Regions from separate parts of the Homo sapiens genome. Here regions 2, 3 and 4 are each linked to region 1. Evidence: chromatin contacts called from ENCODE Hi-C or POLR2A ChIA-PET data. All regions are on one chromosome and are shown on one strand. The core of a region is the stretch at or near the end of the contact, and the rest is flanking DNA. Distances in the headings are between cores, read along the strand shown. Region 1 holds the start of RAB6A (RAB6A, member RAS oncogene family). Region 2 holds the start of RNF169 (ring finger protein 169). Region 3 holds the start of CHRDL2 (chordin like 2). Region 4 holds the start of FCHSD2 (FCH and double SH3 domains 2).

The links. Hi-C counts contacts between places; a loop is a spot of excess contacts on that map. ChIA-PET counts read pairs that join two places held with the same protein, here RNA polymerase II (POLR2A). Pooled maps may share reads with other maps.
Region 2: a map of naive thymus-derived CD4-positive, alpha-beta T cell shows a loop between it and region 1 (9-fold over the local background). The contact joins the promoter of RNF169 here to the promoter of RAB6A in region 1. A Hi-C loop is called at or near these places in 2 of 168 maps with a recorded cell type or tissue (CD4-positive, alpha-beta T cell and naive thymus-derived CD4-positive, alpha-beta T cell) and 11 of 50 pooled maps.
Region 3: a map of sciatic nerve shows a loop between it and region 1 (13-fold over the local background). The contact joins the promoter of CHRDL2 here to the promoter of RAB6A in region 1. A Hi-C loop is called at or near these places in 1 of 168 maps with a recorded cell type or tissue (sciatic nerve).
Region 4: a loop to region 1 is called in a map of CD8-positive, alpha-beta T cell, with 32 times the contacts of the local background. The contact joins the promoter of FCHSD2 here to the promoter of RAB6A in region 1. A Hi-C loop is called at or near these places in 6 of 168 maps with a recorded cell type or tissue (CD4-positive, alpha-beta T cell, CD4-positive, alpha-beta memory T cell, CD8-positive, alpha-beta T cell and 1 more), 4 of 37 single-sample maps with no recorded cell type and 12 of 50 pooled maps. POLR2A ChIA-PET finds 5 or more read pairs at or near these places in 2 of 52 experiments (activated CD4-positive, alpha-beta memory T cell and naive thymus-derived CD8-positive, alpha-beta T cell).

Annotation. Positions count from the first base shown.
Region 1 is chr11:73,759,574-73,762,863 of GRCh38, forward strand. RAB6A (RAB6A, member RAS oncogene family) reads right to left here and starts at 1,501. Exons shown (of 8, transcript NM_198896.2): 1 at 993-1,501. The coding sequence starts at 1,062. LOC124902711 (a long non-coding RNA gene) reads left to right here and starts at 1,585. Exons shown (of 2, transcript XR_007062775.1): 1 at 1,585-1,667; 2 at 2,164-3,290. RefSeq lists an enhancer at 652-1,152 and silencers at 1,449-1,758, 1,919-2,108.
Region 2 is chr11:74,747,069-74,750,358 of GRCh38, forward strand. RNF169 (ring finger protein 169) reads left to right here and starts at 1,781. Exons shown (of 6, transcript NM_001098638.2): 1 at 1,781-2,314. The coding sequence starts at 1,813. RefSeq lists silencers at 1,612-1,832, 2,006-2,155, 2,186-2,445, 2,456-2,555 and enhancers at 1,806-1,895, 2,045-2,638.
Region 3 is chr11:74,729,688-74,732,977 of GRCh38, forward strand. It overlaps CHRDL2 (chordin like 2), which reads right to left and starts at 1,739. Exons shown (of 11, transcript NM_001278473.3): 1 at 1,120-1,739. The coding sequence starts at 1,201.
Region 4 is chr11:73,140,626-73,143,915 of GRCh38, forward strand. FCHSD2 (FCH and double SH3 domains 2) reads right to left here and starts at 1,693. Exons shown (of 20, transcript NM_014824.3): 1 at 1,232-1,693. The coding sequence starts at 1,252. RefSeq lists enhancers at 1-290, 291-912, 412-641, 2,512-2,621, 2,702-2,841 and 1 more and silencers at 822-961, 1,362-1,741, 1,902-2,281.

The DNA.
Region 1 (3,290 bases), core at 251-2,750:
CCGACAAAACAAAGATGTTTGTTATTCCAAGCCTTCTCTCACATGAATCCTCAATATATCATTGGAAAATACTCAAGAAGGAATGAATAATTAACATTTCCCCAGTAATTCCCTTTTGTACCACCATGAGACTCAGACGCTGCTTCATGTTGAAAAGAGAAAAAGGGGAGGTGAGATGAGAAAAATTCCAAGTAAAATGATCATGACATAGCATCTGGCAGAGATTGAAAAATCATCAACATTGCCAAAAGAATTGTCAGTGATGAAAGTCAAGAGAACAAAATGAGGTTTTCCGACAAGCCACAGCCCCATCTAACCTAAGGGGCAAAAATCTCCACTGCCGACGCTACCCCTTTCACCCCCAACCACCCCATGCTCAAGTCGTCTCCAATTCAGATGTTTCCTCTATGGCCCAGACTAATTTCCCACCCAGGTGAAAATCATTTAATTTTTTCTACTACCACCCCTTCCCACCTTCCACGACATCAGCACTTCGCAGGGCCAAGCCTCTGGGGAAAACAACGCCCAGATCCCACCCTCCTTGGCCAAGGTTGAAGAGGGCCCGCTCTCGGGAGTGGGGCTTCCCTGAGTGGGCCTCACAGAGCTGAGGAACTGGGAAAAGAGCAAGGAATAAGGGTGGGGCTCAAGAAAGGGGGCCGGGGTACGGGCAATGACCGAGACCGGAGGAAGAAAGGGATGGACAAGAGGCTGGGCGGGGTGAGGTCTGGGGAGGGAGGGCAGATCGACCGGAGATGGCCGGACTGCGGGGAACGGAGCCGGGGAGTCGAGGATTGAAGAACCCGGGGAACAGGGTAAAAACTCGGCCACTGGCGAAGAGCCAGTGGCACCGGGGGGCACATCGGGAAGGGCTGCGGTGGCAACGAGCGCGGACGCGAGGCGGGCAGGGAGCCTCCGCGGACGGAAGGGCCGCACCGGGGGCGGTGCGGGGACGCTGCGGCCAGCTGCCAGGAGTAGGGGAGCCACGCACTCACCGCTTTGCTCCCCCAGGAACACCAGCTTGAATTTCCTCAGCGGATTCCCGAAGTCTCCGCCCGTGGACATTGTGGAACTAGAGGAGCGGCCGCCGCCTCAGCCTAGAGACCTCCCGGACCGATGCTGCTCCAGCCAGCTGACGAAAAAGGCGAGCGGAAGGGCGGGCACCGAGCTCTCTCGGCCCCTGCAAGGCCCGGTGGAGGAGCCCGGCTGGAGGGCAGCAGGACTCTCCACAGACTGGCAGCCGCCGCCGCCTCCCGGCAGAGTAGCCTAGCACCGAGCGAGGCCCGCGGCTGGGAAGGGAAGGAGGGCGGTGTCGGCAGGAGCCAGGGGTGTCCTCTGGCTTCCCAAAGCTAGGGCCGTTCCCTCCTTCCGCACTCGGCTCCCAGACCTGGGGAAGAGAAGCTGAGGGTGGCGGAGCCGGAACCGCAGACGTATCTGGGACCTCTCACGCGCAGCGCCTGAGCTTCCACAGCTGCCGCCGCCGCCGCAGCCCAACCTGCTGAGTGCGCGAGCCTCTGGAGCGGCGCGGGGCGAGCCCGGGCGCGAGCCTGCGGCCCCGCCGGCCGCTGGCGTGCGTGCGTGCGTGCATGCGTGCGCGCCACCGCCATCGCCATCGCCTTCCTGGTTTGGACAGCTCTACCGGCTCCTCCCGCACGGCGGCGACGGGGCAGGTTAGGTTTCCACTGGCGTCAAAAGAAGCCAGGAGGAGGCGGGGCAAGCCAGGGATAAGTTAGTGGGAGGCTGGAGCCCTTACGTCACTTACATAATGAGCCAATCGGAAGGGGCTGAGGGCGAGCCCACACGCGAGTGAGGTGGCAGCGTGAGAGCGCGCGCAGCCCTCGAGCTGTGGAAAGCGGAGCACTGTGGCGGCCATAAGAAGTGTGGCGCCTCTCAGCCTGAGGGGAGGGGAAGGAAAGAAAGGGGAGGGGGAGAAGGGTGGGGCGGAGGCGGGGCCGGGACAAAGGTGGAATATGATCCCCCAAAAAGTGTGGGTGGGGTCCTATAGCCTTAAAATTTGTAATGGGAGCCTCTTTCCTGAGCCCTCAGCCGTGCCTCACAGTCCTCAGATCCCTTCTTCACCATTGCACACACCCCACCTTCTCCATCCTCTCATCATAATTCCTCACAGGCATCTTACTAAATAACATTCTCCTCCATTGCTCCCAGGAATGTTATAACTGCCAGAATCATGGCCTCCCAATTTTGCAGATGAGGAAACTGAAGCTTAGAGGGAGTAAATGACTTGCAAAATCCATAAAGCGGGCTGGGCGCGGTGGCCCACGGCTGTAATCCCAGCACTTTGGGAGGCGGAGGCGAGTGGATCACGAGGTCAAGAGATCGAGACCATCCTGGCCAACATGGTGAAACCCTGTCTCTACTAAAAATGCAAAAATTAGCTGGGGGTGGTGGCGCGCGCCTGTAGTCCCAGCTACTCGGGAAGCTGAGGCAGGAGAATCGCTTGAACCCGGGAGGCGGAGGTTGCAGTGAGCCGAGATCACACCACTGCACTCCAGCCTGGCGACAGAGCGAGACTCCATCTCAACAGAAAAAAAAAAAAAAAAAAAAAAAAAAAGCCGGGCGTGGTGGCTCATCCCTGTAATCCCAGCACTTTGGAAGGCTGAGTTGGGTGGATCACCTGACGTCAGGAGTTCCAGACCAGCCTTGGCCAACATGATGAAACCCCATCTCTACTAAAAATACAAAAAATTAACGTGGTGTGGTGGCGGGTGCCTGTAATCCCAGCTACTTGGGAGGCTGAGGCAGGAGAATCGCTTGAACACGGGAGGCGGAGGTTGCAGTGAGCCAAGGTCACACCATTGCACTCCAGTCTGGGCAACAAGAGCGAGACTCTGTCTCCAAAAAAAAAAATCCATAAAGCAGCTGGGCGCGGTGGCTCACGTCTGTAATCCCAGCACTTTGGGAGGCCGAGGCGGTAGAATCGCTTGAGCCCAGGAGTTCGAGACCAGGCTGGGCAACAAAGCAAGACACTATCTCTACAAAAAATAAAATAGCCGAATATCGTGGTGTGCTCCTGTAGTTCCGGCTACTCAGGAGCCTGAAGCAGAAGGATTGCTTGAGTCCAGGAGTTGGAGGCTGAGGTATGGCACCACTACACTGAAATCTGGGTGACAGAACAAGTCCCTGTCTTAAAAAAAAAAAAAAAAAACAAAAAAACTTTCTAAGTGAATAATAAAAAATATGTCCTTACATTTGTGTCTATACACAAATGTATATCATTTGTGTATATCATTCACAAAACATTTATGTACTTTTTCTCATTATTGGGGAGTTAT
Region 2 (3,290 bases), core at 531-3,030, 990 kb after region 1:
TTCCCCCTGCTCTCTGAGTTAATCAATCACTCGGCACTGGATTGGTTTACCGCTAGCTCTGGGCAATCTCATCAAAACCCAGGGCTTCTCATGCCTTCTATTATATTATGTTGATTTTTTTTTTTGAGACAATGTCTCATTCTGTTGTCCAGGTTGGAATGCAGTGGTGCCATCACGGCTCACTGCAGCCTTAACCTCATGGACTCCAGTGATCTTCCTGCCTCAGCCTCCTGAGTACAGGTGAGTGCCACCATGCCCAGCTAATTTCTGTATTTTTTGTAGAGATGGGGTTTCACCATGTTGCCCAGGCTGGTCTTTAACTCCTGAGCTCAAGCGATCTGCCTGCCTCATCCTCCCAAAGTGCAGGCGTGAGCCACCGCCCCCAGCCTATGTTGCTTTTTTATTTTTCTCTCTTTACAAAACTCGTGTTATCCTATAAAGGTTTCCACTAAGAAATGCCATTTATTTAATGCTTCCCATTCTTTGCCCTGCTCCAAATCTATCCCAGGGCAAAGAAAGCAAAGAATGGGAGAACTACTGTAGCAGAACCACCTTTCCATTAGAGAGGGGTCATTCTTTCTCCTGGAACCTCTGCATCTAGAAAGGGCACTAGCATCAAAGTCCAAGCACCTCTCCCTAGCTCAAGCAGGAGTGACACGGTCAGAGCTGGCCTATAGGAAGCAACTCGAAGAGTGTGGAGGATGGATTAGAAAAGAGGTTGGGAGAGGGGAGACAATCAATCTATAGCAGCTACTGCAGTAATCTAGATGAGAGATGATTAGACCTGAATTGGGCAGTGGGAATGGGATGAAGAGGTGGGGAAATAGTCATTTTGATAGTGGAATTGACAGGACTAAATAACTGATGGTTTGTGGGAGATAAGGAAGAAGTTCAAGATGACTAGGTTTGGAGCTTGAGTACCTGGGAGGATGGGACCTTTCATAGAATGAAGGAAATAAGAAGAGCAGTTTTGAAAGGAGGATGGGAGACAGTGACATTAGTTTTGTACATGAGGAATGTAGGGATCTAAGAGGATGTTTCCATCAGGCAGTTGAATATGGAGGGCTGGACTCAGGAGGCCTGGGCTGCAGACAGCAATCTGGGAGCTCCTGAGGGAAGAAAATGTGGACCAGTGCAGCACGCAGAGTGAGAAGGGGACTGAGGCCTAAGCCTAGAGGAACACCCACATGGAAGCACCAAACACGGGAGACTGAGAAGGAGCCAAGAGCCTGGGAAAAAAACCAGGAAAGTGTGGTTTTACCAGCCAAGGGGGGCAGTTTCAGGAAGGGACATGGGGAGAGAGGATGAGGAGGTAGGATTGACAAGAGGCTGCTCCTTTTGGCAGTTAGTTACCACGGTGGGCCTGGTTTCAGTCACAAAGCTACCCCCATCCTTAGGAGAGAGCTCAGGCCCTCATATCAAATGAACACTAAGGCAGGTTTCTGAGTAACTCACATATTCCCCACTCACTTTCTCCTCAGTTATCAAGGCATTACAGGATAAGTACGTGTATCAAAGTTTAACATCGTTCAGAATTGCCAGTAAAGCCCCTCAGTTCCCACCTCTTTCAGTTCAGTAAGAGGAAACTGCAAGGACTTTTCGAGAGTGCGGCTGATGACCGCATAATAAAGAATAACTAATAAATATTAATGAAGTATCCCCTCTGGCCAATCAGGTCTGAGGAGAACCCTCTTTGGGCTCACAGAAGCCTCGCCCCTCATGAATATGTAGATAGCACTGCCCACCGCGCGTACTGCCCCGCCCTCCACTCTTCTCCCTCGCAACCGACTCTCCCTTCAAACGGGAAACAAGATGGCGGCTGCAGGTCCGAGTACTCGGGCCTCTTCCGCGGCGGCAGCAGCCGCTCTGAGTCGGCGGGGCCGGCGGGGCCGCTGTGACGAGACGGCGGCAGCTAAGACTGGGGCCCCAGGCCCGGCTTCTGGACCTTCGCTGTTGGTGTTGTCGCCGCCGTTGCTGCAGCCGCCGCTGCCGCCGCGGCCGGAGGAATCGGGCTGCGCCGGGTGCCTGGAGCCCCCCGGAGAAGCAGCGGCCCTGCCGTGCGGCCACTCGCTTTGCCGAGGCTGCGCCCAACGCGCCGCCGACGCGGCGGGCCCGGGTTGCCCTCGCTGCCGCGCCCGCGGCCCAGGCTGGGCCCGCCGTCGGGCCCGCGACGACGGCCAGGCCGACTCAGAGGTGCTGGGCGAGTGCGCCCGCCGCAGCCAACCCGAGCGCTGCCGCCCGCGCCGGGACGGGGGCGCGGCTGCCGCGGGGCCCAGGCCAGAGCAGGAGCCGCGTGCCGCGCCTGCGGAGCCAGGTGGAGCTTCCCCACTTCCCCTTAGGGTCTGGAGCGAGGCCGAGCGCGCCCCGGCCCGGCCTGGTGAGGGGGTGGAGAGTCCCGGGCCCTACTCGGGCGGGTGTGGAGAGTTCTCGTGGGATTAGAACCCGGGCTCTACCCAGGTGCAGTGTGTTTGTGAATTTTGAACTTCAGAGTGAAGGACAGGCACGTTGCATGCGGAGGGGCGGTGAGGGCACCCTGTGCCTTACGTAAGTCCGAAGTTTGGAGGGAAACAGAATTGTTGGAACAAGTTAGGGGCAGGTTGGAATTGGTGTGTGGGAGTGGGAGGGGCCTTGGATCAGAGAAGTGCTTGGTTTAATGTTGGATGAAGAGTTTGGGGGTCATATTGCTTGGAGAGATGTGGCTCCTGGCCTTGAAAGGGTCAGTGAAGGGTGTGGAGAATCCGGAGTTTAGGGAACAGGTTGAATTTGAGGATGTGAAGGGAGCTTTTCAGACTCGAGAGCAGAGGGGGTTGGGAGCACACTTGTGCAGTTGTTTTCATACATTTTGGAAAATGTATGCTTAGCACAGAACTTGGCACATAGTGAGGAAGCAGTAAGTGACTGTCGTTTATATTTGTAATACTAGTACTACTAAGTCCAGTAGTGCCTGACAGAAAAGCTGGCTTGGGTTTAAAAGTTTTGGAAACAAAGGTTGGGTGGCAGGGGCTGCTTCTATCTCCTTGGCAGTATGGGTTTCCTACTGGCTTGCTGGCAATTAAAAGTCTGTTGTAGGACTCTTGCCTTGAACTTCTTTCCCCTAACACCAGCAGCCTGCTATTCCTCGGTTCTGAGCTTTGAAATGCAAAGTGCCCTGTATAAAATAAGACTGTTATAACTTAGGATTCTTTTGGGGACACACCCAGTCAACATAACATCTGCAGCTCTGTTTGATAAAAAATGCTTACCTAGAATGAGATTTTCAAGAAACATAAATCACGAAAGGCCAGATATTT
Region 3 (3,290 bases), core at 489-2,988, 970 kb after region 1:
CACCAGACTAGGAGTTGGGAACGCAGGGTCTTAATCCCAGGCTGTGCCATGTATGTCCTGGAGAAACCCACTGCTTGAATGAAGCTCCTTTCTTCTGATTAAGAGAATGTGGTTTGGTTTTCCATCCTCACAGCATTCTAAGAGATTGGCTGGGCATGGGGAGGGGGGACCACCAGCCTATTGTGGGCGCAGTGAGGAAACTGAGGCTCAGATTGATGATGTAACCTGTTTGATGTTACACTGTATCTATGTGGAAAAGCATAATTGGGAACTGATTTTTTTTGGAAGCTATCAAGCACCAGTCTTGTGCTAGCTGCTTTACCTCTTTTCTCTAATTTAATCCTATCAACTCTCCTAGGATTTTTACTTCCGCTTTATAGATTAGGAAACCCAGGGTCAGAGAGGTGCACTCTGTGACGGCCTCCCAGCAGCTGGCATTCAGCGGGGCTGGGATGGTGAAGACGCTGGTCTATCTCACTGTGCCCTGCCGCCTCCCAGAGTCTCACACTGCAAATTCAGGGTTCCTTCTAGACAATGTGAGGCAGGGAATAAAGCATGGGATCTGGAACTAGAGTTCTGGCTTTGGATGGCTTACCCGCTCTGTAAGTTTTAGCAAGTTCCTCCTTGCTCAGCCTAAGTTTTCTCATCTGTAAAGTGCGAATGATAATACCCACCTCACTGGAGAGTTGCGAGGATCAAAAGAGAGAAAAGAATGGGAAGGTTATCCTAATTACCTCTCATTTCTGTCCAATGGCTCTTTCCAAAGGCAAAAAGCCTTTTCTTCTCCATCACACTCCTTACCTGTAGCCAGACATACCCGACTCCCTCCTAGGAACAGTAAGTCCTCCCCCAACCCAAAACACAGTGCCCTGCCCTCTCCCCCCGCTGCCCTTGGTGCCCCTCCTCAGGTCCCTGGCAGCAGCCCTCTCTCAGTTCTGAGTTGTGCCGAGTTCCTCCGGTCCCCCGGCCCATACTGGTCCTCACGGAGTCTCCACCCCTCCGGCACAGGTGCTGCCTGGACGGCTGTCAGAAGAGCTTGGGGTCCAGGTCCTGGCGCTGTCCCTCACATTCCAGGGGCCGCATCCCTCCTCTGCCCACCCAGCCTCCCGGTCTACTTACGGGCTCGAGCGTGGGAGTCCAGGGGGAACCAGAGCAGCGCGAGTCCCAGCAAGGAGGAGAGGACCCTCACCTCGGGAACCATCCTTTCCCCAGGGTCAGGCCGCTGGTCCGGGAGCGGAGTCGGGAGGAAGGGAGACGAAAAGGACACGGAGGCACAGGGGCCACAGATCAACCCACAGACCCCAGGAGGTCTGCTGCTAGAGCGGGGTCGGAGAAGGGCCAGGAAGCAGCGGTGGGCAGGAAAGGAGGGCAGGAAGGGAGGTCTAAGGTGGGAAGAAGAGAAAGGTGGAAAGAGAACGCGGGGAAAGGAGGGAGAGATGGAGAGACGAAGGAAGGTCCAGCAGAAGGGAGAGGCGATCAAAGAAAGGGGGAAGGTGAGAGGGAGAGGAGGAGAAAGCAGGGAGAGGACCGGCGTCTGCCGAGCGCGCAGCGCCGGGCGAGGCGCGCGGGACCAGCGGGTGTTGCGGGCGCGCGGGCTAGAGGCGGCCGGCGCCCCCTGCTCGGTGGGCTCGGGGTCGGGCCGCGGGGGCCTGGGGCCCGGCGGGGCGGCGGTCCCAGCAGCGGCGGCGGCGCGGCGGCCGCGGAGGGAGGCTGAGCGCGGGCCGGCTGTGCTCGCCAAGGGCTTCAGGCGCCGCGCTCGGGCGCATTTGTACTTTGCCGCGGGAAGCAGGCAGCCCGGCCTGGCGCTGGCCTAGCGCTGGCGCCTCCTCTGGGGCACCGCGGGCTCGGTGGATTGGCCACCCGAGAAACAGGCCCACTTTTTCCCCTCCTCTCTTGTGCGGGTCTCCGGGACGGACGCTCCAGGCGCGGCGCCGAGTGGAGGCGAGGGGGCTGCGGAGGGGGAAGGGGCCACGCGGGCCACGGGGTTTAACCCCTGACTCCCCGCGACGCCAAGAATGCAGGAGGGCAGAGTTGAGGGAGACCTCAGGTGGAACTTTCAGGTGGGGAAGGCTGAGCTGTCGGGGCTGCGGGTACCGGGAAGGCTCAGGGTAAGGCGCTCGGCGGTGCGTGCCCGGAACTCCGCAGATGGATGGAATCAGAACACTGGCGTTCTTAATTCAGTTTGTGGTCTACAGCACGCCACCGGAGAGTCTGTTTTCCCAGCTTTAAAATGGGCATTTTAAGATCTTAAAATATCTCTACTATCTTCCCACGAGTGTTGCTAAGATGAAATAAGGTAATGAACGTCGAAACACTCACCCCACAAAGAGAAGGGGTCCTAATTCCAGGTGCCTACAATACCAGTGGCCCCTGTCCCCACTCCGTCTGCCCATGCGCCATTCTCAGGAAAGTCAGCCCATAGGGATCCTGTGCCTTCCCCTGGAGGTCTTCCTCTGCTCCCCGCTCCCACTCCCGAATCAAGGCAAGATCTCTCCTTTGCCTTTGCAGGTGAGGCCTGCACTTCTCTGGGAGTGATGGTCACCTTCAGTCATCTTTAGGGAGAGCTGATTGTCAAAGAGTTTTCTTTCCCACCAGAAGGGGAGCTCCCTGAGGACAGGGCCCTGACACCCTCCAGCCCTCAAATGGTGCTCCATCTCTTGTGTTGAATGAACACATGCACTAATAGGACACTAAGAAGAGAATAGCCAGCTCTGGCCAGACCAGAAACACACAAGCTCTGAAATCAAAAGGGCAGAGTCACTGTCCTGGCTCCATCCGTAACTTGTTGGGCCACTTTGAGTAAATACATCTATCCTTGCTTTGGACCTCAACTTTCTGCCCAGCTTCTCTTGAAGAGCTAATGGAGACTCCAAAGAGTGCCAGAGGAGTATGAGGTGGGAAGGGATGTTGAGCCATATCCCACTCTGGTAGGGAATCATATTTCCGGGTTTAAACACTTGGCTGGCTGGCTGTAAAGGTATCTTTCTGGGCCAAGGCTGGGCTCCCCATTGCACTGTGCTTTCAGGGTATTACCCCCAAGATCTCCACCCTCCAAAAGAGAGCAGTAGGAGGAACCAGTGATCCCCAAACTGGCCCTTCCTAGGGCTCTCAGGATCAGGGACAAACATGATCTGTCCAGTGCCCTTCAGGCTTAATTTCTACTCTAATCTGGCCAGTCTCTTCCTTTCCCCTGAGTATTCTTTATTTTAACAGATAGTGCAAGCTTATGCATGTCACCATGCTTCCCTTTTTGCCTTTGCTTCCAGGGATCTCAGAGTTAAATCCTGTGC
Region 4 (3,290 bases), core at 443-2,942, 620 kb before region 1:
CACTGTCTCAGAATGATGCCCTCGACTTGCTGACAGCGCATCAAATCACAATCTCTTTCTCACAAAGGAGAAAGCAAAAGTGACCTTCCAGCATATGCAGTGCTTTTAAACTACCCCGGGAAGCCGATCCCCGTGGAGGCTCCACTTCAAACAGCGGAGAACAGCAAATGCCTGCTGGCCAGAGAGCCTCGCCCGCCAGGCCGGGGCCCCAGGGTTCGAAGTTAACGGTCAGTCTGGAATCTCGGCCTCAGCAGTGGGACCACCCGGAGGGGTGGGGGTACATGTTCGAAAGAAAAGGACTCACTTAAATGGAGAAACCCGGATTAGGAAAGAGAGAAAGCAGCGGCAGCAGACACGGGTGAGTTAGGCGTTAGGCAAATGTTTGCCCACGAGGGGAGGACAGAACGGCCTCATCCACCCAGTGCCCAGAGTAGACATTCAGTATCCATCTGTAGGATTAAAAAGACAAGGACACAGCCTCGGCCCCTGGGAAAGCTGGGGAAGGGCGCAGCGGGGAGACTGATGACAAGCCGGGTGCATCCGTCACTCCCACCCTGGTCATCCAACCCCGGATCGCAGTGCACACCCCACGCACCTCCCGGGCCCGGTCCTCGCTTTTCTGAAGACAGCACGACAGCCTCCTCGCCCCTCAGCCGGGGACGAGGCAGGACCCGTCAATCCTTAATTTGTTTTCCCTTGGGGTGGGGAGGCGGTGACTATTCCAACTTCTTTTCGGCCGCCCCGTGGGAAAAGCAGGCCAAACCCTAAGGCTAGGCTAGAAACAAATCCCCCGCAAATTTGCAAACGGGCGGGGCTGGCGACAAGCGGCTGGAGGGCTCAAAGCTGGTGCAGACTAAACAATCACACACGCACAAGGCTCTGCAAAGCTGCAGGGGCGTCCCCGCCTCCCCCTCGGTGCAGCCCCGAGAATGCACTTTGCAGCGGGCAGCATTGCCATGCGCGCGCACACACACAAATGCACACCCGAAACTCTTGTGAAATGTCTGGGGGTCTCCTGCGTTAGAGGACGGACGAGCCCCGGCGGCCCCTCTGTCGGAAAGGCAACTCACACGCGCGCCCCCCACCTGGAGCCGGCGGCAAGTCGGTGACAAGCCCAAGACGAGGGCGGTCACGGCCCCTTGCGGGAGGGGGAAGGGGCGCAGCGGTCGCCCCAGCCGCGTTCCGCGTACGCATCTCTCCGAACCCCAAAGCCCCCCAGCTGCGCCCTTACCTTCCTCGGCGGCGGCTGCATGATGCTGAAGGGACATCAATCCTCCCCGACGGCAGCGTTAGCAAGGACCAGGAGGAGGAGGAGGGCCGGAGAGGAGGGGACGGCCCAGCGAGCGCGCGCGTGTGTGAAAGGAGCGCTTAAGAAGCAAGACTTGCCCCGGAGGGAGCAGGCCAGCGGGCGGCAGGCGGACCCCAGCCAGAGAGCGAGTGTGAGGAGACGAGGGAGGAGCACCGGGAAGGCTTGGGGCCCGGGCGGCCCGGGCGGCCCGGGGGTGTGTGAGGAAGGAGGCGGAGACGGCGAGGGGGCGGGGGCCCCAGGAGCAGGGGCGCGAGGGTCTCAGCCGGCCGGGCGGCGGGTTAGCCGCAGCCGCGTTGTCCGCGCTCCCGGTCGGCCGCCTGCGCCGCCGCTCCCGGCGGACGCAGCGGCCCCCACCCCACCCACTCAGGCGGCCCGGCCCTCGCTGGGCCTAACGCCCCCGCCCGCCCGGGAGGAGGAAGGTGGCGCCGCTCTCCCCGCTAGGGCTCCACCACTCAGGCCGCGGGAATTTCCGGCCTCGCCGCGCGGCGCAGCGCCCCGCTCCGGATGCTGAGGGAACCGCTCTGTCCAGAGCGGGGTTCGAGGGGCCGGTCCGGGCTGCCAGGAGGGAGCTAGGCCACGGCACGGGGCTTCGTACCGCGGCAGGGGAAGGGGGAAGCTAACGGATTGGTCGGTGGGTGGGAGGTGTAGAAACGCCAGCGCCACGCGAAAATCCCCCCTTTCTCTCCGAGAGTGGCACGTTCCAGACGCCTCCTGCCCTCCCTCCCCCACGCTGGGAGCCAGCCGGGGGCTTCCCGCGCGCTTTCCCGCCAGCTCGCCCCGGCGCGCGCGTCTCCGCTCGGGGGCGCGCACGTGGGCGGGAGAGGGCTCCGCGCCGACGCACGCGCACAGGCCGCCCCCGCCTCCTGCCTGCCTTTGCGTGTGTGTGTGTGTGTGTGTGTGTGTGTGTGTGTGTGTGTGTGTGTGTGTGTGTGTGTGTCGGGGGGCGCGGGGGACGACGCTCGCAGGGAAACGTTTGCAGTGGGGAGGGGGGCGCAGCATGCCTGTGGGATACGAGAATTCCGGCGTTTTCTTCCTCTCAGCCCCTCAACACCCTACTCTCCCTACCAGCTAGATGTGCGCGAGAGAGGCGAGCAAGGACAAGTCGCTTTGCGGCTGGCCGCAGGTGCCAGGCCATTGCGATTGTAGGGCGGAAAGGCAGTTGCTCTGCAAAGGAAACGGCGGCACTCTACTGCAGGGCATTCAAGTCAAACATCACTGACTCCGCTGAGAGGGAGCCAAGAGAACGTTAAGGCCGAGGCCCCCGTTTCACAGACGGGGAGGCAAGTGCCCATAGAGGGAAGCCTTTCTAAAGGTTACACAGCAGGACTAGAATCTGCGTCAGGAAGTGTTCTATGGGTTATTTTAAAAAAGAAACAGGTGCAGGATAATAAGCACGAGGAAAAGTAGAAGAGGCAGGAGAGGCCATAGAGGAAGCCCTTGTCTGGGAGTCAGGATCTCTGGGTGCCAGTCCACTTTGCCTGCTCCTTAACAGGCTAGGTGAGCTCGGCTTCCTTATCTGCCAGTGAGGGTGCTTATCTAAGCAGTGCACCCCACCACCACACATGAACCTTCCTGCTCTGTTCAGACCATCTACGGGGGAGTTTATCGACCTCCCTTGGGGTCCTCAGAAGAGGAATACCTCTTCCCCATGCCCAGGGAGGTTTTTTTTTTTTTTTTGAGTCACGGGGCTGTGTGGAGGCTGAGCTGGATTACTCCACCGTTTTTTCAGAAGTTGAGATCCCAGACAGCTGTTCTCAGAAGTGCAGTCAGGCCTAAGAGGAAGGTGAATGAGGCCTGGATAGACGAGTAACTTCCCAGATGACCACATGACCAGAAATTGAAAAGGTGGAACTTCAACCCAGGTTGTTTACATTGAGTTAGACTAGATTCTTGTACAGAAAAGTGACAGAGCTGTGTTTTGAATAAGATTAATCTAGAGCTGTGTATGAACTAGGAGACTAGTCTTGCTTTTTCTGGCTTC